Linked DNA regions of Mus musculus: region 1 is linked to region 2. The links are chromatin loops, found by intact Hi-C in ENCODE. Cell type or tissue: left cerebral cortex. All regions are shown on one strand. Links, peaks and the distances in the headings refer to the core of each region. The heading gives the core; the rest is flanking DNA.

Region 1 (15,285 bases), core at 6,387-11,386, 50 kb before region 2:
TAACTATGGCATGTCTCAGTTTCCTAAGAGCTAGAGAAAAAGCTATTTAGCTCTTTGCCTGGCATCTGCATCAGAACTGAGTTCTATTATAGCCCCAGAAACAAGGGTTCAAGTGTTTTCTGTGACTTTTCCAGTTACAAAGTCACAGACTTCCTAATACAAGTCCCCAGCAAAAGATTTCCACTAAATGTTTTTGAGTGAACTAAGGCTTCATCTTTAATTCCTTCATCAGGGTTCACAGATGCAGGGAAGGCCTGAAACCTTTCTGTATCTAATGACGTGTTTAGAGTGGGAGCCATTATGCCAGTGAATACGGTTTGTGCCCCAGACTTTCTCCAGACCACATATTAGCAAACAATGAGGGGGACTCGGTCCAAATGAGATCTCGGTTTCTAACACACAAATGCACTAAATCACTTCAAAGAAATAATGTGAAGAGTAATGGATTTTATGGTCCCAATCCTGTTCCTTCGACTTTTAAATCTCATTAAAAAGTCATCAAAGCTCTTCAAAGCATATGAATTCATCTGACAACCTCATCCCAGTGTCTCCAAGATGGGAATAACAACACTCAAGTTAGGCATCTTGATTTCCCAGTAGTCCCACTTTTACTTTGAAACCATTTCCAAAATAACTAGTGAAAATAAACAAGCATTCAGAGTCTTTAGATGCGAGAACTTGATGCTACTTCAAAGGCCTGGATCCTCGAGAAAGAAAGCAAGGTCTGGGTTCCTAGTCTTGGGCAAACCATTGAAAGTGAGAGTTTCTTCCACAACAGTCTCCTATGCATGGCCAGGCATGCCAGGTCACCCCAGGCCCCCAATAGTGGGGCCACCAGCCAGGGACTGAAACCTCTGGAAATACGACCCCAGTTTTGTTACTGATTATCCTAAGAACTTTGTCATAGCAACAGAAAGATAATGAACAGAATCAGCTGAGTTAAAATTTATTAGGACCTAGTAAGCTCAAACAGTGGTTAAGAAATGAGTCAGATGCATTCACATTTTGATCCCGTGACACTGTAGGATCTTACAGTTTTCAGCACATTAAGGTATCTTAATATGCAGGTGCTAAACACAGGGAAAACACTCAAATGCCTGTGTGTGGTGTCACGTTCACAGTCATGGGACCTGGGAGATGGCCCAAGCAGGACACAGAGGGAGGGCTCCACAGCATATGGGTAGAAATGTTTTGGCTAACTGTTTTCTAATTTGAATCTCCATGCCCCAAATCCCAGGAAGATCAAGTCATTGAGATTTTATGGGCCCTTTCCTTCACAGATTTGGCCAGCCCAAAATTTCCTCATAAAATAGTAAGATAGCTGGTTCTAACACTAGAACCTATACAGCTTTCTGTTCAAACAAACCATTTACTGAGGTAGTCCCATGGCTAGCCCAGAAGGGGCGAGGAAACTTGGCTGTACCTCTCTCTAGCAATACATGCATAGTTATGCTCCGACAATCTTCTGGCCATAAATGATTAACATGTCTTTTTTATATGCAAAGCATACTAACTGTGGTGGTTTGAATAGGCATGGCCTTTATAGATTCACGTGTGTGGAAGCTTAGCCACAGGGAGTGACACTATTAGAAGGTGTGGCCTTGCTGACAGTGTCTCTCTGGAGGTGGGCTTTGAGGTTTTCTACGCTCAAGCTATGCTCAGTGTGATGCGATCTCCTTTCGCTGTCTGCTGATCCAGATGTAGAACTCTCAGCTCCTTCTCCAGCACCGTGTCTGCCTGCATGCTGCCCTGTTTATCACTGTGATGACAATGGACTGAGCCTCTGAAATTGTAAGCCAGCCCTAATTAAATGTTGTCCTTGTAAGAGTTGCTGTGGTCATGATGTCTCTTCACAGCAATGAAACCTAACTGAGACGCTAACCCTCCTGCAGAAGTTTCACCCACCATGGCATCAAGTTCTGCCTTGAGACCAGGATTGTGGCATCTAAATCAAGTCAGGATGCTATGGGACGTCACATCTGGCTGAGAAGAGAGAGGGGCGCGTCTGAGGTTACTGTGATTAAGGGTCTTACACACGAGCCCTTTTTACTGTGAAATCGAGTGCTACTGACAATATCGTCCTTCGTCCGATGTTTAGACCTGAAATCTTTTTTTTTTTTTTTTTTTTTTTGGTTTTTCGAGACAGGATTTCTCTGTGTAGCCCTGGCTGTCCTGGAACTCACTCTGTAGACCAGGCTAGCCTCGAACTCAGAAATTTGCCTGCCTCTGCCTCCCAAGTGCTGGGATTAAAGGCGTGTGCCACCATGTCCAGCTGAAATCATTTCTTTCTTTCTTTTTTTTTAAAGCCTTTGTGTGTGAGGTGCAGAAACAAGGAATTAAAAAAAAATCGTATAAAATTTTTTTTTTAGGGTTCCAGACAATTTTAGACAGGAAATATTTCTTCTAAAGCCTGTTTAAAACCTGAATATTCCTTAATCCATCTATCTCCCAACAGTTGGATCGTTGTGGCTATAAAAGGAGCCTCCAGTGCTCTGCTGAAAACTTGCCTGCAGGTTCCCACCTGCAGCTCATCTGCTGGTTCTTAGGTTCCAAGTTGGTGAGGGTTTGTTGAACTTCCTGTCCATACAAAAGAGGGTAGCATTCTGTATCCCCCCCAGTAACAGCTTCCTCACTGGTCCTTGACTACCAGGAAGACTGTATCTTCACTGAGCATAAATGTCTTCTCTGCTGGCTGTGTGCTGTGCCCCTTCCATGGATTTCATTATGGAAGTATCTCACGTTAAGACACCAATTTCTGCCACTGTTAATTGGTCTACCCAAAACAAACAAACAAACCAATCAAACAAAAACCCCCACCAAATCTCAGAATCTAAAATAAACATTTCATTGTTTCTCATGATTCTGTCAAACAATGAGCAATTCTGCTCTGCATGGCATCTGCTGGGATGCTGGGACAAAGTGCTGGGGTCTCTGGGCTGCACTCGGGCCACTGATGACCTAGAGGCCAACCAGGGCATTTGACTGAGGCCTTCCCAACGCCAAATGGTCTTTAAGCTGACCATTAATGGGGCTGATTTCTGAGAGGAAGTGCCACACGTCAGGTTCTGATGTTCTCTGTCACTTAGGGCTCCACCTTGGAAATGATGTTCAGCCCCAAACAGTAACAGGGCCTTAATCCACTGTGATATGCCATGACTGTCCAGGGAGGGAACAGGGCCTCAGACAAGAACTCTTTGAAAGGAACCATTTCCCTCTGGCAAGTGCAGAACAGAACTGTTGTCTAGGTGTGGAGGGGTGGTCGGATCCGCAAAGGCAGGGAAGAAAACATTCTGTGAGCGCACGAGTCAGAGCTTCAGAGAAAGAAGCTGTTACCAGTCAAAAAGCAGAAAAAGCAAATGGAGGCAGGAAACGGTCATTTGGCAATTCCCTAATTTGTTTTGTTAAGCAATCATAAGCAATGTTTTAGATAAAAATCACTTTACTCATTGGAAGCCCCAGGAGAAAGGCACTGAACAAATAAATTAAATTGAAATCCCAATGAAGGTGGAGCATTTCTGTTTGTTTTTGCGACAGGATCTCATTATGTAGCTTTGGCTGGCCTGGATCTCACTGTGCAGACTATGTTGGCTTCTCTCTGCCTAACTTTGTACTGAGATTACAGTGCTCTACCACGGCCAGTTCTAAGCTGCTCTGAAGGCTAAAGAAGGTTGCTTTAATCTGTTTCTACAGGCGCAGAATACAGCATGTATTAAATTTAGTTGATAATGCTCTGTTTTGGAAATATTGATCATAAATGCATTTAGTAGGCTACTATATCATCCACTTTGAATCTAAAATATTACATTGGTTTTTGGCCTTGGAGTTTTTTTTTTTTTTTTTTTTTTTTTGATGGGAGTTTGTTATGTAGCCCAGGCTAACCTAGGCCTCAGGATCCTTCTGCCTCAATTTCCTGAATGTTTGGGTGGTAATTGTGTGCAACCACATGGACTCTAAAACACATTTTAAATGACGGGAGATGGAGTTGTGTTATTGGAAGTTACTGGTGGATGGGTAATTCTTACAGAGATGGCATAAGTAAGAAGCCAAGCTCAAATTCCTTGTCACTTCTCAGTATTAAAAATATTTTTTTTCCTGACCAACTCCCCCCAAGCCCCCAATATTCTTAACATTCTATATACTAATAATAATCAATAATAAATGGGGCCACACCCAGGCCTTCCATAGTCTCTTGTGACTCACAGACTCCTCAGGTTCTCACACAGAGGAGAGTGAGCATCTGTAGGGACCGTGGCCTACTCTTCACAGAGCAGTTACAGGGACTATAGAAACCAGAGCCCACTCTTTACTGAATAAATAAGAAAACCATCCAGAGATGGTGAGTTATTTCTCCACAGACAGAAGTCTCTAGGACAGGGACAGGCTTGAAAACACTATTAATAGTCTTCCTTAGACACACAAAGCTGCAAATATACTCAAGGAAACATTTATAATTCTCCCTAAAGTATAAAAATGAGAGATTTTAGATCTAGGATAGATCAATTAGTGATCTGAGATAGACCAATCAGTGATCTGGGATAGACCAATTATTATACCTTAAATCCTGATTCATTTAAATCCTTTCTCTAATGTTAACATTTGCATTATTATTATTAGGAAGGAAGGAAGGAAGGAAGGAAGGAAGGAAGGAAGGAAGGAAAGAAGTAGTCAGAGATGGGTGATACTTTTTAAAAGGTAGGTGTATTCACCACTCTGGAGTCAGTGATTTCAGTCCCCACCACAGTAAGTCAAACACTCTGCCACAGAGCTAACAGGGCATACTTTCCATAGTTTTGAAAAGGACTCATGTCTGCTGGAAGCAAGTGTGGACAGGCTTACACTTCTGATTTGCTCACTCAAGAAAGTTACTCAAGAAACATGGCAGATGGGTTATGTGAACAAACCCTGGGAGCTGAGAATGGAGCTCGCCTGGTAACAGTGTCTACCCAGAAGGCATAGAGCTAGGTTTGATTCCCAACAGGGCATAGAGGCATGGTGATACCTGGAATCTCAGCACTTGGAAGGTAGAGTCCAGAGGATTAGAAGTTCAAGGCCTTCCTTAGCTACATAGTGAGTTTAAGATCAGCCTGCCATCCAAAAGACTCTGTCTCATAACCAATCAATCCATGAAACAACAAAAAGGATAATATGCCCAGATCACATAAGCAGGCATGGACGCTAAATGTCTCATAGATTATATTATATTCCATTAGTCTTTAGTGATAAAACCAAACAAAAAAGGAATCCATTAAACACATTCATTTCTGCTTACAGAACCCACAGAGGGTGGGAAGATGACGTTTTAATTAAAATAACACAGATTTAAATTTCTGCTTAATCAGGCTAAAAATATCAAAGCGATTTTACTCAAAACATCTGTAAGCATGGCAATCTTTTTCTGTAGTTCTTTTTGCCCCAAGCTACCAACTAAACTGTAATAATCTGTGCCATGTGTTCACCACTGGAGATGTTCATCTTACCCTATGAATGCTGGTCAACCGGAAACTCTGCAAGTAGTTTTGATCCGAGGAATGCCTGAAGAGAAACCATAAGCACATTGTTATATTTTATGTATCCTAGGACTCCAAGATCATTACCCCCTTACATGGTTTTCAAACTCCCAACATACTTAAAATTTTTGTGAAAAACACAAAATACAACTTTCAAAAAGCATGGGTCAGAGATAGTCCTCTGACCTCTCAGCAAAAGACTAGCTGACACTTGGGGAGACAATCAAAGCATAGTCTAACCACAGCAGAAATTCACAAGGCATTTTAACAGAGAATGAAACATTGTATCCGAGGCACATACCCATACTATATCTCTGTCTTTTTAATATTTTCCATTTTCTACAAGTAAAGATATTGATATTTCTTAAAGAGGGAAAATGGAGAAAAAGTAAATATTTGAGATTTTTTTCCCATTGAGTTTTGTTATTTTGTTGCTCCTGGCGTGCAATGGAGAGAGATGCCACTGTAAAATTCCCTGGCATAATTTCAAGGTTTCCTTTGGAATCTTATGGGATTTTTCATGTTGTAAAGTCTCCAGGCATTATTTCTGATGAAAGCATTGTGAGTGTGTCACAGTTTTAAAAGCCATTCTCTGTTTATTAGTAACAATGCTACAAACATCTCTTAAACTAGACTCATGGTATCCCTCCCTTTTCTCTTCCCCTTTGGGAACCGAACCTAGAACCTGTGCGTGCTAAGTAAGCCATCTACCATTGAGCTATATTCTCTTCTTCAGCCCTGTTCACATGACTCTTTTGTATAGAATTCTAAAGTAGACTCCTGGGCCAAAATGAAATATTTAGTCTCTTATATGTAATGTCAATCAATGCCCCCCCCTCCAATTATACCAATAATCTTTATGGCAAGCAGTATATCAATTGATTTCTGAACAGATTAGGAATCATCATTGAAACCACATTTAAAAACAAACAAAACAAAACCTCTAACTCCATACATGAAGAAATATCTTGCTGTTGCTTTACTGTGCCTGCTGTTAACGTTGGGTTGAACAAACCCACCCCATGACTTAACAAGCCTCACTCCTCTCTATCCAAGCTCACCCAAACCAGAGAAATTTCCTGTTGAAAGGAACAGATGTAGAACTCAGCAGAGGCTCTCAGGATGAAGACATTGCTGTCAACTAAAAGCCACAGTGCCTGGTGTTTCAGTTTCTTTATCCAGGCCAAGAGAACCATTCGGGCTGATTTTAGAAACCATAGCTGAACTCATCCTCTTTTCTCCTCCTCAGCAGAACACAAAAGTACCAAGCTGGAAGGATGAATTGTGACAATCCTAAATGGCCGTGCTGCTCAGAATAGAACAAATCACACACTTTAGGCAGGATAAAACGGGACAAAGACCGGCTCGGTAATTCTGACGGGCCAGCTGCAGAGACGGGCGGCTGTGTCTCTGTGATCCAGCTCCCTATGCTAATGGGTTCCCAAACTAGCTTCATCTTTACCACTCCCAGGCAGAGACAGGACACACACTCGTGTATTTTAACTTAAAAACTCAGCTCTGGGTCAGCCTAAGAATGGACTCTGGCAGACGTGGAGACCAGGAGGCTGAGACTGAATGTTCCCTCCCGTCTTCCAAGAGGGACATAGAAGGGACGTAGAGGAAAATACTTATTTTCCCAAGTGACTAAGGATTAAGGATGAGCTTTTTGATAGAGAAACAAAAGGTCCCAAGGCTCTGACTGCAGAAGGGGAGGAATCTGCACACTTTTGCTTTCTAATTGGTAGGGATGGCAGACACTGACTGCACGCTCCCGTGTAGTAGTAGAGCAAGGAGCAGAGACACAGTTCTGGGATCTAAACACAGGCTTTCATGCATTTGAATTTGCCTTGCAGTGACAGCTGCAAAAGAAAAGATGAAAAATGGAGCAAAACCAAATCAAGAACCTTTTTTTCTGGTTGTTTTGTAATGGTGCGAGTGCCAAGCCTAAGGCTTTGACCATGCTAGGCAAGTGCTCTACAACTGAGGTACATCCCCAGCCCAAAGCTCACAATCTCCGTAGATCTAAAGCACAATCCTATGACATTACTATGCATGTTGCATCCCAGAAACGGCAGCAATCACACCACCATACATCTTGTGCAATCTATATTAGGTTCTGATTATGTAAATTCAGACTCCCACATCACTGACTTGAAAGATGCCAAAGCAAAGACTTAAAAAGGGACATTCCAGATGGGCATGGTGACGCATTCTTTAATCTCAGCACTGGGGAGGCAGAAGCAGGTGGATCTCTGAGTGGTAGGCTATCGTTGATCTACAATCTAACGCCTGCCCTGCCTTGAGGTCCCACGGCACCACCTCTGGAAGCTGCACTGACCTCATTGGCTAGTTTCCTGGCTCTATTGTGTCTTCTTGGGGCATGCAAATATTTCTCTCACATTGCACTATGGGGTACAAGTTAAGCTAATGCCTCAAGTTCTTTATGAACTAACGCAACCAAGTCTCTTAAATACTTGTATCCCAGGGATCTCTCCCAGAGTATTATCAATGGCTAGATGAAGGAGTATTGGTAAAACCTTCAAGGGAGATTTGGAATGTGGCTGTGACTTCCCTCTGGTCAACTGGGACTCTGAGAACTGACAGGGCACAGGGTTGAAGGGGCTTCTTTGCTATTTTGTTCCCATTCAGCTCTCGGCTCTCAAAATGTGATGGGCTGGAGAGACAATTCAGTGGCTAAAACATCAACTGCTTCTCTAGAGGACCTGGGTTCAATTCCCAGCACATACATCATGATTCATAACTATAATTTCATTTCAAAGGGGTCCTCTTCTGGCCTCTGCACACAAGGAATGCAGGCAAAATATTCAGACACATAATAAAATAAAAATTTTTAAATGTGAAGAATCATCTTAAATGGCACTGAAGTTAGTCTGCCCAAGAGACAAGTGCCGAGGCAACCTCGCGTGGCACCGAGGCTGGCCTTACGGCTCAGGGACATTTAGAGTGCTGTCATCCATGTGACTGGATTTCATTACCCAGTTAGGAACCAAGAGTATGGAGATAGCTTGGCTCTCAGGAAGATATACGAGCAGAGGCTGGGTACACATTGCATGAAGCAGAGAAAGGAAGGGGTAGGCCATGCCTGGGGCCAAGGTGTTCTCATTCCACAACAGTGAATACAGTCATGGGAGGCGGAGGCGAAACCTCACCCTTGAGCAAGCAATGCTTGCCAAGTTCCCCACTAAACACAACATCCCACAAATCTGAACACAGAGCTGCTGTCAAGCTTAGCATGACTGGCTGTATTATCATGACTGCACATCATTTTAAATCAGTGACGGGCCACTGGACGTATGCTACAGTATCCCTAAACGACCTCAACATCCTGTGAATTAGGATGTCATGGTTATTCTTTTGTACGAACTGGCCTTATGATATAAGAGGGGAAATGCTGAGTCCACGAACGAGCGTGCTGTCTTCCAGGCCAGAGTACTGTCTGTCATGCTAAGCTGTGCTCAACTCTTACCCTGGCTTCTCCCTCCAAGACCATGCATTCTGGGAGGGAAGGAGCTCTGCTTATCTTCTCAGGGCCCGTAAGCACTCTCTGTCCCTAAACACTGTAGTTTTACAATCCTATGAACTAAGACTCAGCTGACAACGTCGCATGTCCTCGGGATAGTTTTAGTCTCTTGGAGCAGGTTACTGATGATGATCACTGGGAGGAAGGCTGTGTCTGCTACGTCATGCTCTTGAAGGGATGACAAATATCACATGACAAACTGCAATAAGCCCAAGGCAGTAAGACAAAAGCTTAAGGAGCTTAAGGCAATAATACAAAGGCTCAGTGTTCACTTATGGGTAAATGACCACAAAACACAACCTTACACAGTTCTTTCTGGTTTTGAGACAGGGTCTCATATAGTCCTCAAGGGTCTCAACCTTAATAGACAGCCAAGGCTGACCTTGAACTCCTGATCTTCCTGGCCCCCACCTCTGCAGGCTAGGATTATAGGTATACATCAACAAGCCCAGTGTGTGGTGCTAAAGACTGAGCCCAGGGTATCATGGATGCAAGCCAAGCATCCTACCCACTGAGCTATTATCCCTAGACCACAAGAAGTATCAAAATGAGCACCTACCCAACTTCTCCAAATCAGCAGTTACACCACTTAACTACTGTTAAAATACATCACAAATATCTGGTCATGTGCTTGGCTGTTTGAACTGTTTTTAGAGCTGTGAATTCTGGGTTTGCTTTGAACCTGAGAACTAAGAGTTCAGGGTGTAGGCAAGGCCCAACTACAGCAATCTCAACTGCAGCTGTGTGGAAGGGATGCTGGAAGATGGTGAGGCACAGGTAACCATTCACTGTGCTCTCGATGCTCATCTCAACTCCATAGGTTAGAAAGCGGAGTTTATTAGTTATTTCCTGTTCCCATAATAAAATACCACAACAGAGCCGTTATGGTTGGTCTATGCTCAGCCCAGGGAGTGGCACTATTAGCAGGTGTGGCCCTGTTGGAGTAGGTGTAGCCTTTTTGGAGTGACAAACCAGTTGGAGGTTTGTCACTGTGGGTGTGGGCTTTAAGATGCTCATCCTAGCTGCCTGGAAGCCAGTATTCCACTAGCAGCCTTCAGATGAAGATGTAGAACTCTCAGCTCCTCCTGCACTATGCCTGCCTGGATGCTGCCATGCTCTCACCTTGAAGATAATGGATTGAACTTCTGAACCTGTAAGCCAGCTCCAATTAAGTGTTGGTCCTTGAACTTCTGAACCTGTAAGCCAGCTCCAATTAAGTGTTGGTCCTTCACTGAAACTTATAGAGGAGAAAGTGGGGAAAAGCCTTGAAGATATGGGCACAGGGGAAAAATTCCTGAATAGAACAGCAATGGCTTGTGCTGTAAGATCGAGAATTGACAAATGGGACCTCATGAAACTCCAAAGCTTCTGCAAGGCAAAAGACACCGTCAATAAGACAAAAAGACCACCAACAGATTGGGAAAGGATCTTTACCTATCCTAAATCAGATAGGGGACTAATATCCAACATATATAAAGAACTCAAGAAGGTGGGCTTCAGAAAATCAAATAACCCCATTAAAAATGGGGCTCAGAACTGAACAAAGAATTCTCACCTGAGGAATACCGAATGGCAGAGAAGCATTCAACATCCTTAATCATCAGGGAAATGCAAATCAAAACAACCCTGAGATTCCACCTCACACCAGTCAGAATGTCTAAGATCAAAAATTCAGGTGACAGCAGATGCTGGCGAGGATGTGGAGAAAGAGGAACACTCCTCCATTGTTGGTGGGATTGCAGGCTTGTACAACCACTCTGGAAATCAGTCTGGCGGTTCCTCAGAAAATTGGACATAGTACTACCAGAGGATCCAGCAATACCTCTCCTGGGCATATATCCAGAAGATGTCCCAATCGGTAAGAAAGACACATGCTCCACTATGTTCATAGCAGCCTTATTTATAATAGCCAGAAGCTGGAAAGAACCCAGATGCCCTTCAACAGAGGAATAGATACAGAAAATGTGGTACATTTACACAATGGAGTACTACTCAGCTATTAAAAAGAATGAATTTATGAAATTCCTAGCCAAATGGATGGACCTGGAGGGCATCATCCTGAGTGAGGTAACACATTCACAAAGGAACTCACACAATATGTACTCACTGATAAGTGGATATTGGCCTAAAACCTAGGATACCCAAGATATAAGATACAATTTGCTAAACATATGAAACTCAAGAAGAATGAAGACTGACGTGTGGACACTATGCCCCTCCTTAGAAGTGGGAACAAAACACCCATGGAAGGAGTTACAGAGACAAAGTTTGGAGCTGAGACGAAAGGATGGACCATGTAGAGACTGCCATATCCAGGGATCCACCCCATAATCAGCTTCCAAACGCTGACACCATTGCATACACTAGCAAGATTTTATTGAAAGGACCCAGATGTAGCTGTCTCTTGTGAGACTATGCCGGGGCCTAGCAAACACAGAAGTGGATGCTCACAGTCAGCTATTGGATGGATCACAGGGCTCCCAATGGAGGAGCTAGAGAAAGTACCCAAAGAGCTAAAGGGATCTGCAACCCTATAGGTGGAACAACATTATGAACTAACCAGTACCCTGGAGCTCTTGACTCTAGCTGCATATGTATCAAAAGATGGCCTAGTCGGCCATCACTGGAAAGAGAGGCCCATTGGACACGCAAACTGTATATGCCCCAGTACAGGGGAACGCCAGGGCCAAAAAAATTGGGAATGGGTGGGTAGGGAAGTGGGGGGGAGGTTATGGGGGACTTTTGGGATAGCATTGGAAATATAATCGAGGAAAATATGTAATAAAAAATATTTAAAAAAAAAGTGTTGGTCCTTATAAAAGTTGCCTTGGCAATGGTGCCTGTTCACAGCAGTAAAACCCTAACTAAGGCAAGAGGTAACTTAAAGAAGAAAGAGTTTACTTGGGCTTATGGTTCTAAATGGTGTGGTTAGGAGTCCATCATGGTGAGGAAGCAGCAAGCGGCAGGCATGACAGCAAAATAAGATCTGAGAGCTTATGTGCTGTATAAGCAGAAAGCAGAGAGAGTAAACTCCAAGTAGGTGAGGCCTTAAGTTCTCAAAGCTATCCCTGGTGACAGACTTTCTCCAGCTAGCCTGTGCCTCCTAGACTTCCTCAGACAGTAACATCCACTGGGGCTCAAGGATCCAAATGCTTGGGTCCATGGAGGACATTTCTCATTTAAATCATCAGAGTAAAGACCGGAGAAACACAGAAACTTGTTTGATCAAGTTAAAAAGCAAACCCAGAATTCACACCAGCTCTGAGAACATCCGCCTCGTGGCCTCCCCAGAACTGCTGTCGGAGAGTTCTACAGAGAATGTGGCATCTCGCTCTCTGCACTCTACAACAAAACCTTTAGAAAAGAATAAGAGATGCTTGACAAATGGTTCTTCCTGGTCCATGGCTCAGTATTTTACCTAATGAAACTCAACAATAGGAGCTTCTGCGCCCTTCCTGCCTGCCCATTAAGTAATTAGGTTTGACATGATAGATAGCCAGAGCAAGAATGCATCCTGCTTACACAACCTCATACCAAGAAGCCCTCTTCTCTAACAACAAGGGGAAAAATCCACATTTACCATTGAAATAATGTGTACAGGGCTTTGATGCCTGGTATATCTATTAAGATGTGGTTAAAGTAACACAGCACCATGCATTTAAATACGGGTTTTCTGAATGGTCTGATAAGGGAGCATCACTTGCCAGTCTCTTCATCTAAAACCTTGAAGAACGCTTAGGAAAGGAAGCAGAAGGGAGGTGGCAGACTGGCTAAGCTGGTGGCCTGACATCCATTTCTACTGGCTGGATCATAAGCTAAGTGTCAACTCTCTAATCTACAAAACAGTTTACTGCTGTTTATATTGCATAAAGATGGCTTTTTACCTAATGGAAATGTCTTAACAGTTAAGTAAGGCAACTGTCACTTAAATGCTTAGCACAGGGATGGATACAAAGTAACAACCAACATAGTAACTTATTAACACAATGGCAGCTTTATAACAGGCCAATCTGTTAAAAGGATGGCCTCATGCACTGTCCCCCAGCCAATCAGCCTTGACACTGGGGAGCCCAGTTTTCCACCCAAGTTGGAGATTTTAATGGTAGACTTCCAATTTGACCGGTTATCCCAAAATGTGAAGCATAAATATACCTTTTCTCAATTATTTGTTACATGGACCAGGATGTTAAGAAGCAGAAACAAAAACAATAAGCTGTGTTATAACATTTGAAGCAGTAGTTGGTACAAGTCACTTAATGTCTGTCTTAACAGGCAAAATTCTTGTTGCTGACAAACCAGATGTGGCTGGTGTCACCTAGGCAAAGGAGTACATTAAAGATCTATCATCAATGAAAAAGAAAAGCAAAATAAAACAAACAACAAACCACAACCTATCTATCATCAGGATCTGGGGAGACCGCTCAGATGATAAGATGCAGGGACAAGGGCCTGAGCTTAGATCCCCAGAAGACATCCATAGTCCCAGCGCCATGCAACACAGAGAGGAGGCTCCGTGAAACTCGATGAACAGTCAGGCTAGCTGAATTGCAAAGTTCCAGGTTCAGTGAGAAACTCTATCTCAAAAGATAAACTGAGAGGGACAGAGGAAGCGAGCAGACATTGACCTCTGGTCTTCCAACATGCATCTATAAATCCACACACACCTGACACATACAAAAAAAGTGCCTCAATATGATGTGCTTAAAGTCACTGAATTTTACATTTACAAATAGCTAAAATAAGTTTTATGTTTTGCATATTTTACCAGAAATAGTCATGCAGATTAAGAAAACCATTCTCATGGCAATAAGCACAAAAGGATCACAGAAATCAAATACAATCAGCCTCACTGTCCCAGAAAACATAACATGTGAAAATATTATTTTAAATATACCAAACTTGCTTCATCCATGGTGTATATGTTACTATAAGCAACACTGAATTTTAAATCATCAGGTTATTTTTAACCTTTAATTCAAGTTTGGTTAATCAAGATAACATGATTCTGCAAATTTATCCAGAAAACAACTAAGATTTGTTACACACAACAAAGATTTCAAAGATTTCTTTATCTTGCTCATATGCTCACCTCCCCCCCCCACCCCCTCTGTGCATGTGTATGGGTGTTTTGCCTACATATATATCTGTGTAAGTTATGGGTGGCCAATGCCTACGGAGGTTAGAAGAGGGCATCGGATCCCCCATTACTGGGGTTACATATGATTATGAGGTACCATTGTGGGAGCTGAGGAATTGAGCCCATGTCCTCTGGAAGAGTAGCCCATGCTCTTCACCGCTGATCCATCTCTTCAGCCCTGCACTAGGGTCCTGAATGGCCACGCCTATGTCAATACCAGGCTTCTAATGTGCCACACTGAGAGCCAGCATCAGGCAGTCAGACAACACCTTTCTAGCTTTGTGGCTTTCCATTTACAAGCTGGTAGGATCTACTTCCTAAGCAGCCCGGATTATGTATTCTCAGATCGCAGTGATATCAGATCATTCAAGAAGAGCCTGAATAGTCCTTCCTCCGGGCCACTCAGGCCTTTTCACCAGTTGGGATATGGCTGCCTCACACTTTATCGTGACCTGGACACATAGTACACTTTGGACCAGAATATTTGAAGCCTGCTTGTCTGCAGAGTCTACAAGCACATGGTTCCCTTACGCACATCTTTCACTGGGTTACAGTCACACAGTCACACAGCCATTTCTGGGTAACAGAACGGTTCCAGACTCCTGCCTGCTACACATCCCAGAGCCTCTGAGGGCAAAGCAGACTGCTCCTTTTTTTATTTATAAATTTTGATTGTTTTTTTTTTTAATCCCTAAATCCTAGCTAGCAGCCATGTCCTGGTTCAGTTTGGTCCCTCTTTTGCATGCCCACTTCCCTCACTGAAGGCTAGCTTTCCATGTTGGTAGTGTGGGGCATGTGTCCTGGAAAACATCCTTTGCCCGCCTCCACCACCATCTGCATGGGTCCCACTCTGGTCCTTCATCTCAGCTTTCACGTTCTGTCTCACGGGCCTCGGAGCTGAGATTAATGGTTAAACCAACATCTCTGAGATCACTCCAGTAGCAAATGCAGAGAGATTTCCTGCAGGCAAGGCAGCTCTGCTGGTGTCTGGTTGAGAGAAGACCCCGCACAATAGATGGAAATACACAACGCAGGCCACAGAGTTATTCACAGGGCTTTGGTGACAAGGAAACAGAACAGCAAATGTCACCACGGATGTC
Region 2 (15,285 bases), core at 5,818-10,817:
CCTTTTCACATGTTATCAAGTGGTTAAGATAGGGCGGATTCTAGATGAAATTCAGGACAATCTATCAGAAGTAAAGCGGGGAGAGAGAGTAGGAACAAAGAGGAAATATGGTACACAAAATAAGTATACAGGCCTTTCCAAGGGTCTTGAACCCGAGGAAAAGTTTAGGTCAGGTAGGAATACCTGGGGAGAGATTAGAAGGAAGGAAAAGAAAAAAGAAAAGAAGAAAGATCAATTAGCGGAGGTCTCTAGGAGAAGGAGCCTGTGCTCTGAAGAAACAGACTGGGAGAAAAAAGCGGCTCATTATGAAAGAAAAGGATACCAGCCGCCAAGTAAAGTGCTAACTAGTCATTTAAGGAAAAAGCCAAAAGCGGCTGGCGAAGGCCAGTTTGCTAATTGGCCTCAGGGCAATCGGCTACCAGGTGCACTCCCGCCCTATGCGGAGTCCCCGCCCTGCGTAGTGCGTCAGCCCGTAGTGCGTCAGCAATGCGCAGAGAGGCAGTGCGCAGAGAGGCAGTGCGCAGACTCATTCATTCCCCGAGAGGAACAAAGGAAAATACAACAGGCATTTCCAGTCTTTGAAGGAGCCGAGGGTGGGCGTGTCCACGCTCCGGTAGAATACTTACAAATTAAAGAAATTGCTGAGTCGGTTCGTAAATACGGAACCAATGCTAATTTTACCTTGGTGCAGTTAGACAGGCTTGCCGGCATGGCACTAACTCCTGCCGACTGGCAAATGATTGCAAAAGCCGCTCTCCCTAATATGGGCAAATATTTGGAATGGAGATCTCTGTGGCGAGAGGCTGCACAGGCGCAGGACCGAGCAAACGCTGCTGCTTTAACTCCAGAGCAGAGAGATTGGACTTTTGACTTGTTAACGGGTCAGAGAGCTTATTCTGCTAAACCTGATAAGAGGTATCAATGGAAGGTCTTACCACAGGGAATGTCCAATAGTCCTACAATGTGCCAGCTTTATATGCAAGAAGCTCTTTTGCCAGTGAGGGAACAATTCCCCTCTTTAATTTTGCTCCTTTACATGGATGACATCCTCCTGTGCCATAAAGACCTTACCATGCTACAAAAGGCATATCCTCTTCTACTTAAAACTTTAAGTCAGTGGGGTTTACAGATAGCCACAGAAAAGGTCCAAATTTCTAATACAGGACAATTCTTGGGCTCTGTGGTGTCCCCAGATAAGATTGTGCCCCAAAAGGTAGAGATAAGAAGAGATCACCTCCATACCTTAAATGATTTTCAAAAGCTGTTGGGAGATATTAATTGGCTCAGACCTTTTTTAAAGATTCCTTCCGCTGAGTTAAGGCCTTTGTTTGGTATTTTAGAAGGAGATCCTCATATCTCCTCCCCTAGGACTCTTACTCTAGCTGCTAACCAGGCCTTACAAAAGGTGGAAAAGGCCTTACAGAATGCACAATTACAACGTATTGAGGATTCGCAGCCTTTCAGTTTGTGTGTCTTTAAGACAGCACAATTGCCAACTGCAGTTTTGTGGCAGAATGGACCATTGTTGTGGATCCATCCAAACGTATCCCCAGCTAAAATAATAGATTGGTATCCTGATGCAATTGCACAGCTTGCCCTTAAAGGTCTAAAAGCAGCAATCACCCACTTTGGGCAAAGTCCATATCTTTTAATTGTACCTTATACCGCTGCACAGGTTCAAACCTTGGCAGCCACATCTAATGATTGGGCAGTTTTAGTTACCTCCTTTTCAGGAAAAATAGATAACCATTATCCAAAACATCCAATCTTACAGTTTGCCCAAAATCAATCTGTTGTGTTTCCACAAATAACAGTAAGAAACCCACTTAAAAATGGGATTGTGGTATATACTGATGGATCAAAAACTGGCATAGGTGCCTATGTGGCTAATGGTAAAGTGGTATCCAAACAGTATAATGAAAATTCACCTCAAGTGGTAGAATGTTTAGTGGTCTTAGAAGTTTTAAAAACCTTTTTAAAACCCCTTAATATTGTGTCAGATTCCTATTATGTGGTTAATGCAGTAAATCTTTTAGAAGTGGCTGGAGTGATTAAGCCTTCCAGTAGAGTTGCCAATATTTTTCAGCAGATACAATTAGTTTTGTTATCTAGAAGATCTCCTGTTTATATTACTCATGTTAGAGCCCATTCAGGCCTACCTGGCCCCATGGCTCTGGGAAATGATTTGGCAGATAAGGCCACTAAAGTGGTGGCTGCTGCCCTATCATCCCCGGTAGAGGCTGCAAGAAATTTTCATAACAATTTTCATGTGACGGCTGAAACATTACGCAGTCGTTTCTCCTTGACAAGAAAAGAAGCCCGTGACATTGTTACTCAATGTCAAAGCTGCTGTGAGTTCTTGCCAGTTCCTCATGTGGGAATTAATCCACGCGGTATTCGACCTCTACAGGTCTGGCAAATGGATGTTACACATGTTTCTTCCTTTGGAAAACTTCAATATCTCCATGTGTCCATTGACACATGTTCTGGCATCATGTTTGCTTCTCCGTTAACCGGAGAAAAAGCCTCACATGTGATTCAACATTGTCTTGAGGCATGGAGTGCTTGGGGGAAACCCAGACTCCTTAAGACTGATAATGGACCAGCTTATACGTCTCAAAAATTCCAACAGTTCTGCCGTCAGATGGACGTGACCCACCTGACTGGACTTCCATACAACCCTCAAGGACAGGGTATTGTTGAGCGTGCGCATCGCACCCTCAAAACCTATCTTATAAAACAGAAGAGGGGAACTTTTGAGGAGACTGTACCCCGAGCACCAAGAGTGTCGGTGTCTTTGGCACTCTTTACACTCAATTTTTTAAATATTGATGCTCATGGCCATACTGCGGCTGAACGTCATTGTTCAGAGCCAGATAGGCCCAATGAGATGGTTAAATGGAAAAATGTCCTTGATAATAAATGGTATGGCCCGGATCCTATCTTGATAAGATCCAGGGGAGCTATCTGTGTTTTCCCACAGAATGAAAACAACCCATTTTGGATACCAGAAAGACTCACCCGAAAAATCCAGACTGACCAAGGGAATACTAATGTCCCTCGTCTTGGTGATGTCCAGGGCGTCAATAATAAAGAGAGAGCAGCGTTGGGGGATAATGTCGACATTTCCACTCCCAATGACGGTGATGTATAATGCTTAAGTATTCTCCTGCTTTTTTACCACTAACTAGGAACTGGGTTTGGCCTTAATTCAGACAGCCTTGGCTCTGTCTGGACAGGTCCAGATGACTGACACCATTAACACTTTGTCAGCCTCAGTGACTACAGTCATAGATGAACAGGCCTCAGCTAATGTCAAGATACAGAGAGGTCTCATGCTGGTTAATCAACTCATAGATCTTGTCCAGATACAACTAGATGCATTATGACAAATAACTCAGCAGGGATGTGAACAAAAGTTTCCGGGATTGTGTGTTACTTCCATTCAGTATGTTAAATTTACTAGGACAGCTAATTTGTCAAAAAGTCTTATTCAGTATATGTTACAGAATTGGATGGCTGAATTTGAACAGATCCTTCGGGAATTGAGACTTCAGGTCAACTCCACGCGCTTGGACCTGTCGCTGACCAAAGGATTACCCAATTGGATCTCCTCAGCATTTTCTTTCTTTAAAAAATGGGTGGGATTAATATTATTTGAAGATACACTTTGCTGTGGATTAGTGTTGCTTCTTTGATTGGTCTGTAAGCTTAAGGCCTAAACTAGGAGAGACAAGGTGGTTATTGCCCAGGCGCTTGCAGCTCTAGAACATGGAGCTCCCCCTGATATATGGTTATCTATGCTTAGGCAATAGGTCGCTGGCCACTCAGCTCTTACATCTCACGAGGCTAGACTCATTGCACGAGATGGAGTGAGTGTGCTTCAGCAGCCCGAGAGAGTTGCAAGGCTAAGCACTGCAATGGAAAGGCTCTGCGGCATATATGAGCCTATTCTAGGGAGACATGTCATCTTTCATGAAGGTTCAGTGTCCTAGTTCCCTTCCCCCAGGCAAAACGACACGGGAGCAGGTCAGGGTTGCTCTGGGTAAAAGCCTGTGAGCCTAAGAGCTAATCCTGTACATGGCTCCTTTACCTACACACTGGGGATTTGACCTCTATCTCCACTCTCATTAATATGGGTGGCCTATTTGCTCTTATTAAAAGGATAGGGGGAGATGTTGGGAGCCGCGCCCACATTCGCCGTTACAAGATGGCGCTGACAGCTGTGTTCTAAGTGGTAAACAAATAATCTGCGCATGTGCCAAGGGTATCTTATGACTACTTGTGCTCTGCCTTCCCCGTGACGTCAACTCGGCCGATGGGCTGCAGCCAATCAGGGAGTGACACGTCCGAGGCGAAGGAGAATTCTCCTTAAAAAGGGACGGGGTTTCGTTCTCTCTCTCTCTTGCTTTTTCGCTCTCTTGCTTTTTCGCTCTCTTGCTTCTTGCTCTCTTGCTTCTTGCACTCTGTTCCTGAAGATGTAAGAATAAAGCTTTGCCGCAGAAGATTCTGGTCTGTGGTGTTCTTCCTGGCCGGTCGTGAGAACGCGTCTAATAACACCCCACCCACTTTAACAAGGCCATACGCCCTGACTCCTGATGCGTCCACTCCTATGGTGTGTGTGTGTGTGTGTGTGTGAGTGTGTATGTGTGTGAGTGTGTGTGTGTGTTTTCTTTCAAACCACCACAAACTCTCTACTTTCATGTGAAAGGGAAACCACTGTCACTTTATTTAGGTCATTGCTTTGTGATCTTTGACGAGGAGCTAATCTTAACTGAGCAACTTATCCAAAGTGACAGCAAAGTTCAGGTACAAGTCTGTCAGCATGCAAGGTCCAAGCTCTTGGGCAAAGGTTGAAGAATTCTGACGGCTAATTTGTAAGAAGTCTTGTGTGTGGTGGGGGAATGTTTCAAGAGACCGCAAAAGGACTTGAAGAGAGAAAATAAGGAAGGTTCAGACGTGCTCTTAATTTTGCACACACAGAATAAAGAACAATGACGCCTAACACAAAGAATTCAGTCTCCACCAGAGACAAAAGCAAAAATCTCAGCACTGGAAACAAGGAAAACAGCAGTGCTCTGGGCAGCTCCCGCGCCTAAGGACAGGCATGGTGGAGAGACACTGTGCAAATGTGTCACACACACAGATAGGAAAGAGCACAGAGTGGTCAGGATTCAAAGAAGCAATAGATGCACTTCAAATACAGAGTCTGGAAAGGGACAAGGACAATCACATGACCCTTATCAAAGGCAGCGTGAAGGTCAGCAAGTAAAGAAAAAGGTCAAGGTTGAAGCCGGGTGCCCATTTTAGTCCCTTTACTCTTTCACAACAGCGACGAAGGAGGGCATTTAAATGGTGTTGCAACTGGGTAGAAGTCTAAGGAAAGTGAAGTCACAGGAGAGGGAGTTTACTGTATCTTGTTGCTCAATTTCTAAACGAATAGCAATGGCAGGAGTGTGGAGGGGGCCGTGGAGTGAGGCAGGTTGCACCGAGGATCAGTCCTAATGATCCAGAAGCAGAAAAACTGGTTATTGCGTCTGCTATAGGACTGTTTTGCAGAGAGAACTAAATCAATGACGGTGTGAGGGAGTGTAGATAACACAGCCGCGGGACAGGGAGACGGCTCAGCAGGGAAAACAGGAGTCAGAGCACCTGAACCCACACGGGTAGAAGAGACACCAAAAAGTTCCCTTCTGGCCTCTGTATGTGTGCTGTAGCGTTCCAGGGCCTGCACGCACACACCACACATGAACAGTAATAATACATTTTTTAAAAAAGAGAGAGAATACAGTTGCAACAGACAGAAAGTAGGCAACAGCAAGAAGGCAGCAAGTATAAAGATGAATGAGAGACACGGATCCGGGGTAGTGTACAACTATGTTAGGGAAACCTACAGCACTGGGCTTCTGTGGTTCCTCCAGGTGGTCACAGACCCACGCTGCCTGCTTGTATACCAGTGCTCTGGGATTCTCAGGAGCGTGTTTTACAACAAGCCAAGCAACCATCCACCAATGTTGAGAATCCCAGCGTGATCAGAACACATCCATCCATTCCTGATCACACCCCAAGGGCAACTGATGCTGGGAGAGAGAAGTGAAAAGAAAATGAAAACTTACCTTGAAAGACCCTCAACCAAAGATCAGCTAGCTATTGGATCTTACACTGGCAGTTAAAAATGAATGCCAACACGAACATAAAAATTTCAAAAGCAAAATTCACAAGGTGAAGATGTTTGAAAAGCGAATCCTAAGTTTTAAAACCTTTTCCCTTTTCAAATGCAGAAGAGAGACCAAAAAGACAAAGGACGGGTCATTGAGGGGAAATGCCCTACACGGTCATCTAAAAACACTTGTGTCCCTTCCAAACGTTACTGTTTAGAGCTACTTCTTAATTCAGGTGGATGTTTTCATCCTGAGGATTCTGGGAATCAGAATATCAGCGGGGACAGAGGTGGGGACAGGCCAACTGGACCTAAAGATAAATCCCAACGTGTCAAATACAGCCACTCACAATGTGAGCCCGTGCACTTTAGGTGTGTTGTGACAGCCTTCTGATCAGAAAGCACAGGAGTTTCAAGGAAGTCAACCGAATCCTAACGAGAAGATTACATTTCCCCCACCTGGGGAACTAGGCATAAGAAAGTCAGCATGACTCAAGGTGTGCTCATTGACAACTTGGCTTCTCCAAGCCCCATTTTTAGCTCAGAGCAGCACCAGGCATGTTAGGGCTTCAGGTTTTTAAATCGCTCAGGCCTCATTACCTGGGGGATTAACTATAGTTTTCTTATTCTTGTCAAGAACAGACCTGATCACGAGGAAGGCTCGGGGCAATAGAAAAGTGACATTGGCATCCGCAGCTCAGAACACAGTACTGTGCCTTCTTAGGAAGCGGGATTTGTTCATTTTGAGTGTACTGACACTGTAGTACACTCTCCCATATATACTTCAGTCATACATTTAGGCAAAAAACACAGATGTCCTGGAAAGCAGTTATTGTTACTATTATCATTGTCATATGCAACAGTAGTAGTACTTTGGAGGGCACTGAAGCCCCAACCTTGCCTTTGCTAAGCCTGTTGGGGCTACACTCTCAGTCTCTAATTTCTTAACGGACACTGAACAAATTATCTAAATTGGTTTCACATTTACGATATTTTAAACGTTCTCTCTTATTTTTATATAGCAGTTGTTTTTGTTTTGTTTTGTTTTGTTTTTTCCTGTTAAGTTCTCAGACAAGACCAGAATGTATTCAAGAAGTCCATACGCTGGTATTGACTTTTAAATTTAGGTTTGTCCTCTGGGGTGGGGGTGCAAAGGGATCCTAGTGGTAGTTTTTCTAACCACACATCAAAGTCTTCCACAAACACATGACTATAAGCAACCTACGGACTTTGGGAAGTCAGTTGAGGACACGGATTACCGAGCCTCTTCCTTCTGACCTGTCAGCACCTGCAACCTAGGAGGAGGAACCACCGAGTCTTTAAATGGAAATCAGTTGACCCCTTCCAGCTCAAACGCTAAAATCACAGCTGTAGGCCAGTAAATACCCCAGAGCATAAAATGTCGACAGGAGGCTCCAGGGCAGGGGGCAAACGGCGGGGACCTGGTGTGGACCCCCTCGAGCGAGCGCCTTCACTTAAGGGGAGACCAGGGTGGAGAGGGAGGGCCTTTCCCTTCGGGGGCGGGGAGGGGGGTGGTGGATACACAGGTGCGTGTTCAGCCGTAGGGACAACGAAGGCACCGCCTGGGCGCGGCCGCCCCCTCCTCTCGCCCCATCTGACCCCAACATCCAGGAGAGGTGCCCGCAAGGGACCGCGCCCTCCTTCCCCCGGGGGCGTGGGAGCCGGGCGACCGCGGCTTAGCAGGTGACTGTGCCACCTGCCCGCAGCGGGAGACCCAGGTGAGGCGCCGCCAGGTAACAGCACCTGCCCTGCCGCCCCCACCTGCTGCTGCGCTCCCCCTTCCCCCGCCGTCCCCGCCTACCTTCGTGTCGGAGCCCCCAGGCCCGCGCTGCCCGGCCGGCCGGGGCGAGCCGAGCGGCCGGCGCCCGCACTCCGGCGGCTGCGGCTCAGCGGGAAGCCCCGGCGCTGCCCGGCTCGCCGCCCCGGAGCCGCTCCATTGTGACGCGGCGCGCGCGGCCGGCCAATGGGCGCGCGGCGGCGCGAACCGCTGACTAAGTTCGCGCGCGGAGGAGGAGCGGAGCGCGCGGGCTGCGCAGGCTGCGCAGGCGGGAGCCGGGGACGCGCAGCGCCGCCTCCGAGCCGCCCTTACCCGGATCGCTCCGCCACCCGGCCCGAGAGTCCACCCGGCCTTGGGACGAACCGCGGGGGCCGGTGACTCACCCTCCTGCTGCACACAAAGCGCAGCTGCCACCTCCCGGAGCCAACGCCATGCGGCCGCCCGGATGCACTCGCCCAGCCTGGCATCCGCGGTGCATGGCAGCCACACGCCTCGCCAGGAGCTGGGGCTGCATTCCAGAAACCCAGGAGCCGGGCCTTATGGCCGTTCCCCAGGCGCTCCACCCCAGCAGAAGACCCCTGCCTTCTCACGTGTGCACCCCTGAGAAACTTGTTATTGACACAACTTACTCTACCAGGAAGGGTGGGGTGTGCCGCGCAGAGCCTGCCTTAGTGAAGTCCCTTTAACGCTCTTTAAGTCGAGTGACTGGAAAGGTTGTAGGGCCCCTGGGAAGGAGGAGAAACTAAGCAGCTTCTGGGCCTCCAATACCATCTTTTTCTTTCCAGTGTCTTTATCTTCAGCGTGAGGTGACAAGATAGAGGGAGTACACATAATAGTATTTCATTGAGGATGGTCACCTGTCCCCCATCCACATTCTTCTCCTGTTAATGGCCCTGTATTTGAAGAGTAACAGTGTGCCTTGCAAGTTAAGCAAAAATTTAATCCAAATTCAGAACTCTGGGCTATTTAATAGTTCTATCCTCCTCCTCGAATCTTTAACTCCCCCACACCCTCCCTGTTCTGTTTTAAGCTCAGTCTTTGTCCAGGTTATTTCTAGCACAAGGATTCAATTCAGCAAGATTTGTATCTCTTAGTTGCTATGGTGTTCCCATCCCTAGGTAACAAAACACTCCCAGAGGAGTAAAAGAAGACAGCATTTGAGTCACCTGATCAGTTGGGCACCCAATACCTCCACACACTACGAAGGTGTGGAAGACTGCGCTGTATCCAGTAGCGACCAGTCATATCAGAACTCCAGCCCGAACTGCCCTGGAAGTCACTGCTATACCCGGTCCTTGTCCAATTCACTCTGAGTGGCAGTTGCATTGAGTCTGAAGCAAACATTGAAAACACTGTGAGGACTAACGGCTCCACAGCTAAGAGCACAGACTGTTCTTGCAGAAGACCAGAATTCTGTTCACAGCTGCCGACAACTCCAGCTCCAAACGTTCTGACACCCTCTTCTGGCCTCCAAAGGCATCCACACATATATGCACCTACATATATGTGCTCCCACACACATGTGCACCTACATATATGTGCTCCCCCGCACACGTGCACCCACATACGTGGCACACACACTGCACACACACACATCTTTTTTTTTTAATTCTTTCATTTGAACATACAACATATTGTCATTAAATTGTGTGTATGACCTTGTGTACACATTTGTAATTCTAGATGTAAGTATGGCCCTCAAACTGCTTACCACCTGGACAAAGAGGTGTTTGTTTTTTTATTTTCTTGTTAAGATTTGTATTTTTATGTGAGCATACTGTAGCTGTCTTCAGACACACCAGAAGAGGGCATCCAATCCTGTTAGAGATGATTTTGAGCCACCACGTGGTTGTTGGGAATTGAACTCAGGACCTCTGGAAAAGCAGTGTTCTTAACCACTGAACCATCTCTCCAGCCCCCAGACAAAGAGTTTTTTAAGTATCAGTTTGAGGGGGAAAAGTAAGTGCTGTAATAGAATCAGAGTATTCTAACATTATAAGCTGGACGTTTCTGATTTTTTTCTTGGCTTAATGTTTGAGAAGGGACATTTCCTCCTCCAAGACCCTAATAATGTTTTCTGTCACAACAACATGGCTGCTTGTGTGACTTTGGGGAAGTTACTTAACCCTTTGTGTCCTCGTCTCTACAGCCAGAGATTATAAGCTTGGTGGTCAGTTTAAATTCAATGGGGATGCATATTAAAATCGGCTTCCTTGTTTGTAGCTCAACCTATCAATAGGAAGCAACGGAGATCAAGTTCATTCAAAATGTGTTACGTCTGGCAAACCCCACAGATGTAGCTGTTAAATGTGATTGCTGTTAATACATTCCTAATTTTCATCAGCAAATGATGGCAGTTCTTATTACGACAGTTGTAGGAGCCAGATAGAGGACTTTGTACTGCTCTGGAAACTCCTGGGCTGTCATTCAGGTTTTTCCGTTTTTGCTTTAGGCTCCAGGTGCATCATGGCCTCAGCTGCTCTCAAATCTGAAACCTGGCACATCAGCATCATCTTGGCCCTTAAAGAACATATTTGGTGTCTTCCTCTTGCTTATCTGCTCTGGACGTCATCTTAAAATGGTGGTTCATCTTCTCGGCTCTTCAGACAAGCTGTAGATTAGAGAAGCCAAAATAAAATGATCTAATTTTCTGCAATGCCTCACTCTTTCTGGCGGTAGGGTCTTTCCATTCATGTGACAAAGGGACTAAGACCAGAGGTGTGTGTGGTCAGTTCCTCTGTATAATTGATGGTCACTAAAGTCACAGATGTTAGAAAGTAAGGGATTGCTTCAAGTTTGTCATCTTATAGGTAGGTGAACTCAGTGACCCCAGGAAGGAATTTCCTAACTTGTGGGATTGGCAGGTCTCTCTTGTGTTAGTTTCCTGGAATAAAACAGAAAGGTCTTTGAGCAATATGTAAGCTCCACACCATGTGGCTGCCTTGATGAGGTGAGTTTTCTCTGCTCTTGGAAGAACTTTGGGTGGTTTATAAGAGACAGAATAGTATCCAGCATTAATAGTTCTTTCTCCAGAGGTCGGAGGGATGGCTTAGTGGTTAGTGAGATGACTTGGTGGTTAAGAGCACATGACTCACAACATCGTAGCACCAGCTTCAGGAAATCTGATGCCTCTGCCCTCCTCAAACACTTGCACTCATGTGCACCCCAACACACACACACACACACACACACACACACACACACAAGTTAAAAGTCAATCTTAAAATAGTTCTTTTTCATTTTAGTAATTTTTCAATTTCTGTGATAACGAGAAATCCTTTTTTAAAATGAAATATAGATCTGATAGAGGTGAAGACAGAATACCAAAGCAGCTATAGTAATGAATTATCTTAAAAATATAGACCCTCTTCTTGTAGAGACGGTATGTTCAGAGGGCACATCATCTCTCTCTCCTACTCCTCCTCTTCCAGTCTCTCGATATACAGCCCTGTATATACACGGTATACTCGCTATAGAGCCTGTATATACACGGTATACTCGCTATACAGCCCTGTATATACACTGTATAATCACTATACAGCCCTGTATATACACTGTATACTCACTATACAGTCCTGTATATACACTGTATACTCACTATACAGCCCTGTATATACACTGTATACTCACTATACAGTCCTGTATATACACTGTATACTCACTGTACAGCCCTGTATATACACTGTATACTCACTGTACAGCCCTGTATATACACTGTATACTCACTGTACAGCCCTGTATATACTATGTACACTAGGATGACCTTGATCCACCTTTGCTTGCAGAGTGCTGGGACCAAAAGCATACATAAGCCATGTGCAGCTAGCATAGTGCCTGCTAAAATGGATGTGAGCTGCAGTGCACACACATTTGGCTGGAAGTGTGCAAGGTTTTCTGTGAGCATCCATGTGAGTGAAGCCACCTGTCTATCACAACACCGCCTGTCATGGCCACACTTGGCACTGTGGGACTCAGGGTATCATTTGCTGTTCTCACCCCTGTAACCAATACCAGACAAGAAATCATGTGGGAAAGGAACTGTTTATTTTGTCTCCTGGCAGCTTGGAGGCAGAGGCAACTTACCAGGCTGTGGTGGCAGCAGTGTGCAGTCACTTATACCCAGGAGGAGGAAGGGAGAGGGAAACGCACAGTTATCCACTGGCCCTCCCCGCCCCAGCCATTTTATTCTGGGACCCCAGCACGTGGGCTGGTATAGCCCACTTTGAGGACTGGTCTCCTTCCCCCAAAGCTGTGTCTCATCCAAATGCCCTCAGTGCTCCTAAAACTAATCAAGTTGACCATGGAAAGAATGTAATAGCAAGGAGCGTACTGAACACAACCCTGAATATGGTCCATCCAGCTTAGGGGTTCTAATGTAAAACAGTGCTCTGAGGCTGCACTCTGCTTTCATGGCTTGGCTCAGGGCCTTGAGTCTGCTTTCAGGTCACAGCTGCTGTTCTGGAGGGGGACTCTATCTAGTACCACCCTATGCTGCTAAACTCTCAGCCTGCAGCAGCTCCAAGGTGGGTGGGGAAATGGGGTCAGGCCCGAAGACACAGACTTATAATTGTCTCTACAAGGCAGCATCGTCAGTCTCACAGTTGGTAGCTCTGTCGTCGTGTCCTGTCAGCCATCTGCTGCATCTGCCAGGTTAACTGCATCAGGTTGAGCATGCTGCCACTGCTGAAGAGTTGCTCTAACCTCCACAGGCTCTTGGTGACTGTGGCTTAGAGATAAGCTTTCCAGGAGCCTGGAACACATTCTGAGAATGGCTTTGAGAGTGGGCTCAGCAGGGAGGGCTCCCAGCCAGGCAGAAGATCAGGTATCTATACATGTGCTTGGAATAAGTTAGCTTGACCTAGAAAGCCAGACTGCCATTGTGCAAAGCCTGCTGTGAGCTTCTGTATGAGTCCATCGCCTAGTGTAGTCTCAGCCTCAAATAGTCATGGCCACAGAGTGTTCTTACCACCTGCTGTGTTATGCAACTCGATCTGCCTTAACCAAACACCATCTTCATCAGAACAGTGCTGTGAAGGTGGCGCTCCTCAGAGTCCTCCCCATGGGATCCTCTATGGTCCTCCCTGGGAGAAAACACAGTTCCTGCAGGAAGACTCGAGACATCCTCATTTGATCTGTCTTCTGGGAATTTGTCCAAATATTTCTTTGAAAGTTTCCCATGCATCCCATTTAAAGAAAAGATGCTGTCATCTGGGTCACATTGAGTCCATCCAAGCATCCTGGCTGTTGTTGACTCATGTCCATAAAAGGGAGGTGATTCTTAAGGAAATACGGGTGAGTGGAACCAGGTGGGAGCCCAGGGGTAAAGAAGTGGCTCCTGTCTCCTTCCCCGGATGTCATGGAGTGGGCTGCAAACCACTCTGAGGGATCCTCAGTAGGTGGGAGACAATGGTTCCTGCTGGGAGCCCTGTGAGGATTCACCCTTTCTCCCTCAGCATTGTTGAAATCTAGGCAAAGGGTTTCCTGCTGCTGGGAAAGTGGCCTCACACTGAACCCTTTTTCAGCTGGACTTTGTAGACCCCATTTTCCCCACTCAGTAGCTGTGTTTTCTTTTTATGGCCCAAGAAGAAAGCATTTGCTAATTTTTTGTTTTTAGTGTATGTGTGTGTGTGTGTGTGTGTTTATTTTGTTTGGTTTGGTTTTTGGTTGTTTTAGACAGAGTTTCTCTGTGTAGCCCCAGCTGTCCTGGAACTCACTTTGCAGACCAGGCTGACCTCAAATTTGGAGACCCACCTTCCTTTGTTCCCTGAATGCTGAGATTAAAAACTTGTTTGTGTCTCTACCATCTAGCCTATCTACTAATTTTACTACATGCCAAATACTTACCTTCATTCTTAATTCTGGTGAGTCTTTAAAAGCAGGAACAATATATTTGTTTATTAAGGGGTTGGGGAAAAGTTTCAGAAAAGTTGTAGAGGAGCCCTAGTCAGGACATTTTGGAACTGGAGGAGAAAGAGGTGTGTGTTTCCAGAAAACATCATTATCCTTCCCGGGTGGATTGATGGGTTGCCAGACTCAGGACAAGCAACTGCTGACATTTTAAGTGGGCTTTTCTCTTTCCATTGTGTCTTATCTGTCCTGGGCACACTCCATATTTTAGACTTGTATCATTATATCAGACATTGTATCAGACAGTATATAAGTGTGCCACACACTGTATCATTGTATCAGACACTGTATCATTGTATCAGACATTGTATCGTTTGACTCACTAATTTACCAACAACAGCTATTTTGAGCCTAGTGCCTTTGAAACCACAGATTGTCTTGAGTGTGGGAATGGCCTTTGCCCATCAGAAGCTCAGTTTCTTAGCATTGTTCCAGATGGCATTATGTAGACCTGATAAACCAATTATCTTAGGGTTTTATTGCTGTGAAGAGACACTAATGCCCAATGATAAGGGAAAACCTTTAAATGAGGCCGACTTACATTTTTAGAGGTTCAATCCATTATTATGGCAGGCAAGCAAGGCAGCATCCAGGCAGACATGATGCTGGAGAAGGAGCTGAGAGTTCTACATGTTGATCCACAAGCAGCTAGGACAGGACTCTTTGCTGCAGGGGGTGGAGCTTGAGTACTAACCAACTCCCACAGTGACACACTTCCTCCAACTAGGCCACACCTATCCCAACGAGGCCACACCTTCTAATAGTCACACTTCCCGTTGGCCAAGCATATTCAAACCACCAGAACTGATAAGCGTTTCGACTAACTAAACTTCTAAACACTTTCACAGCACTGTTTTCTTGGGCCTTAGCTTCTGAATCCTGAATATTTAATTGCCTGCTTATTTTTCTATTAATTTATTTCCATATGCTTTTTATGTCTACTCATCATGCCCTCTGAGTTTTTATGTCTGCAGAGAATGAAAGTAGGGCCTTGGGTTAAAGTTGCCAGGAATTATAGTGCACACCCATAATTCCAGCACTCCAGGAGCAGAGGCAGGCAGATCTCTGTGAGTTTGGGGCCAGCCTGGTCTATATAGTGAGACCATGTAACAAACAAAACAACTAAAAAAAGAGCTTGACGTTTTCAGAACTTAAAAGTGTGTGAGAATAGACGTAAGATATAAAGTCCTCTCACCGTTACTTACAAGTGTTAAACCATTCAACAAAAACATGTCTCAGGAGCACTCAGTGTGACCTTGGTGCGTTTTTGACAAAGGTGGAACAATACAGATGTCCTTTACCTCATTATAAACTTGAGGGGTAGTTGGACCTACATCATTAGGGGAGAGAATGGTTGGAAAGAGGAAAATGGCCCGGTTTGGTGGCCATGTCAATTTCTGGCACTCGGGACATAGAAGCA

Evidence for each region. Hi-C counts contacts between places; a loop is a spot of excess contacts. Peaks named below come from ENCODE experiments on the same cell type or tissue, not always from the same donor. Only the 100,000 strongest peaks of a DNase experiment are listed, where the experiment ranks them.
Region 1: a loop joins it to region 2, with 9 times the contacts of the local background. A loop is called at or near these places in 4 of 42 quality-filtered maps.

What each region holds. Positions count from the first base shown.
Region 1 is chr5:105,459,044-105,474,328 of GRCm38, reverse strand. Lrrc8b (leucine rich repeat containing 8 family, member B) reads right to left here. Exons shown (of 5, transcript NM_001033550.3): 2 at 5,478-5,532. Among named protein-coding and RNA genes, the nearest start is that of Gm42141, 29 kb to the left of the region's middle. In left cerebral cortex, for the core only: no CTCF peak of the experiment used is centred there; DNase peaks (open chromatin) are centred at 6,839, 7,639, 8,708 and 10,011; H3K4me3 peaks cover 323 bases; H3K27ac peaks cover 3,688 bases.
Region 2 is chr5:105,408,610-105,423,894 of GRCm38, reverse strand. It overlaps Lrrc8b (leucine rich repeat containing 8 family, member B), which reads right to left and starts at 8,120. Exons shown (of 5, transcript NM_001033550.3): 1 at 7,983-8,120. It overlaps Gm32051 (a long non-coding RNA gene), which reads right to left and starts at 14,547. Exons shown (of 2, transcript XR_389452.2): 1 at 14,407-14,547; 2 at 9,973-10,842. It overlaps 4930542N06Rik (a long non-coding RNA gene), which reads left to right and starts at 8,719. Exons shown (of 2, transcript XR_389449.3): 1 at 8,719-9,643; 2 at 10,411-10,609. In left cerebral cortex, for the core only: CTCF peaks have their summits at 7,309, 8,383, 9,432 (motif pointing left) and 9,715 (motif pointing right); DNase peaks (open chromatin) are centred at 6,851, 7,418, 8,308, 9,059 and 1 more place; H3K4me3 peaks cover 2,902 bases; H3K27ac peaks cover 2,437 bases.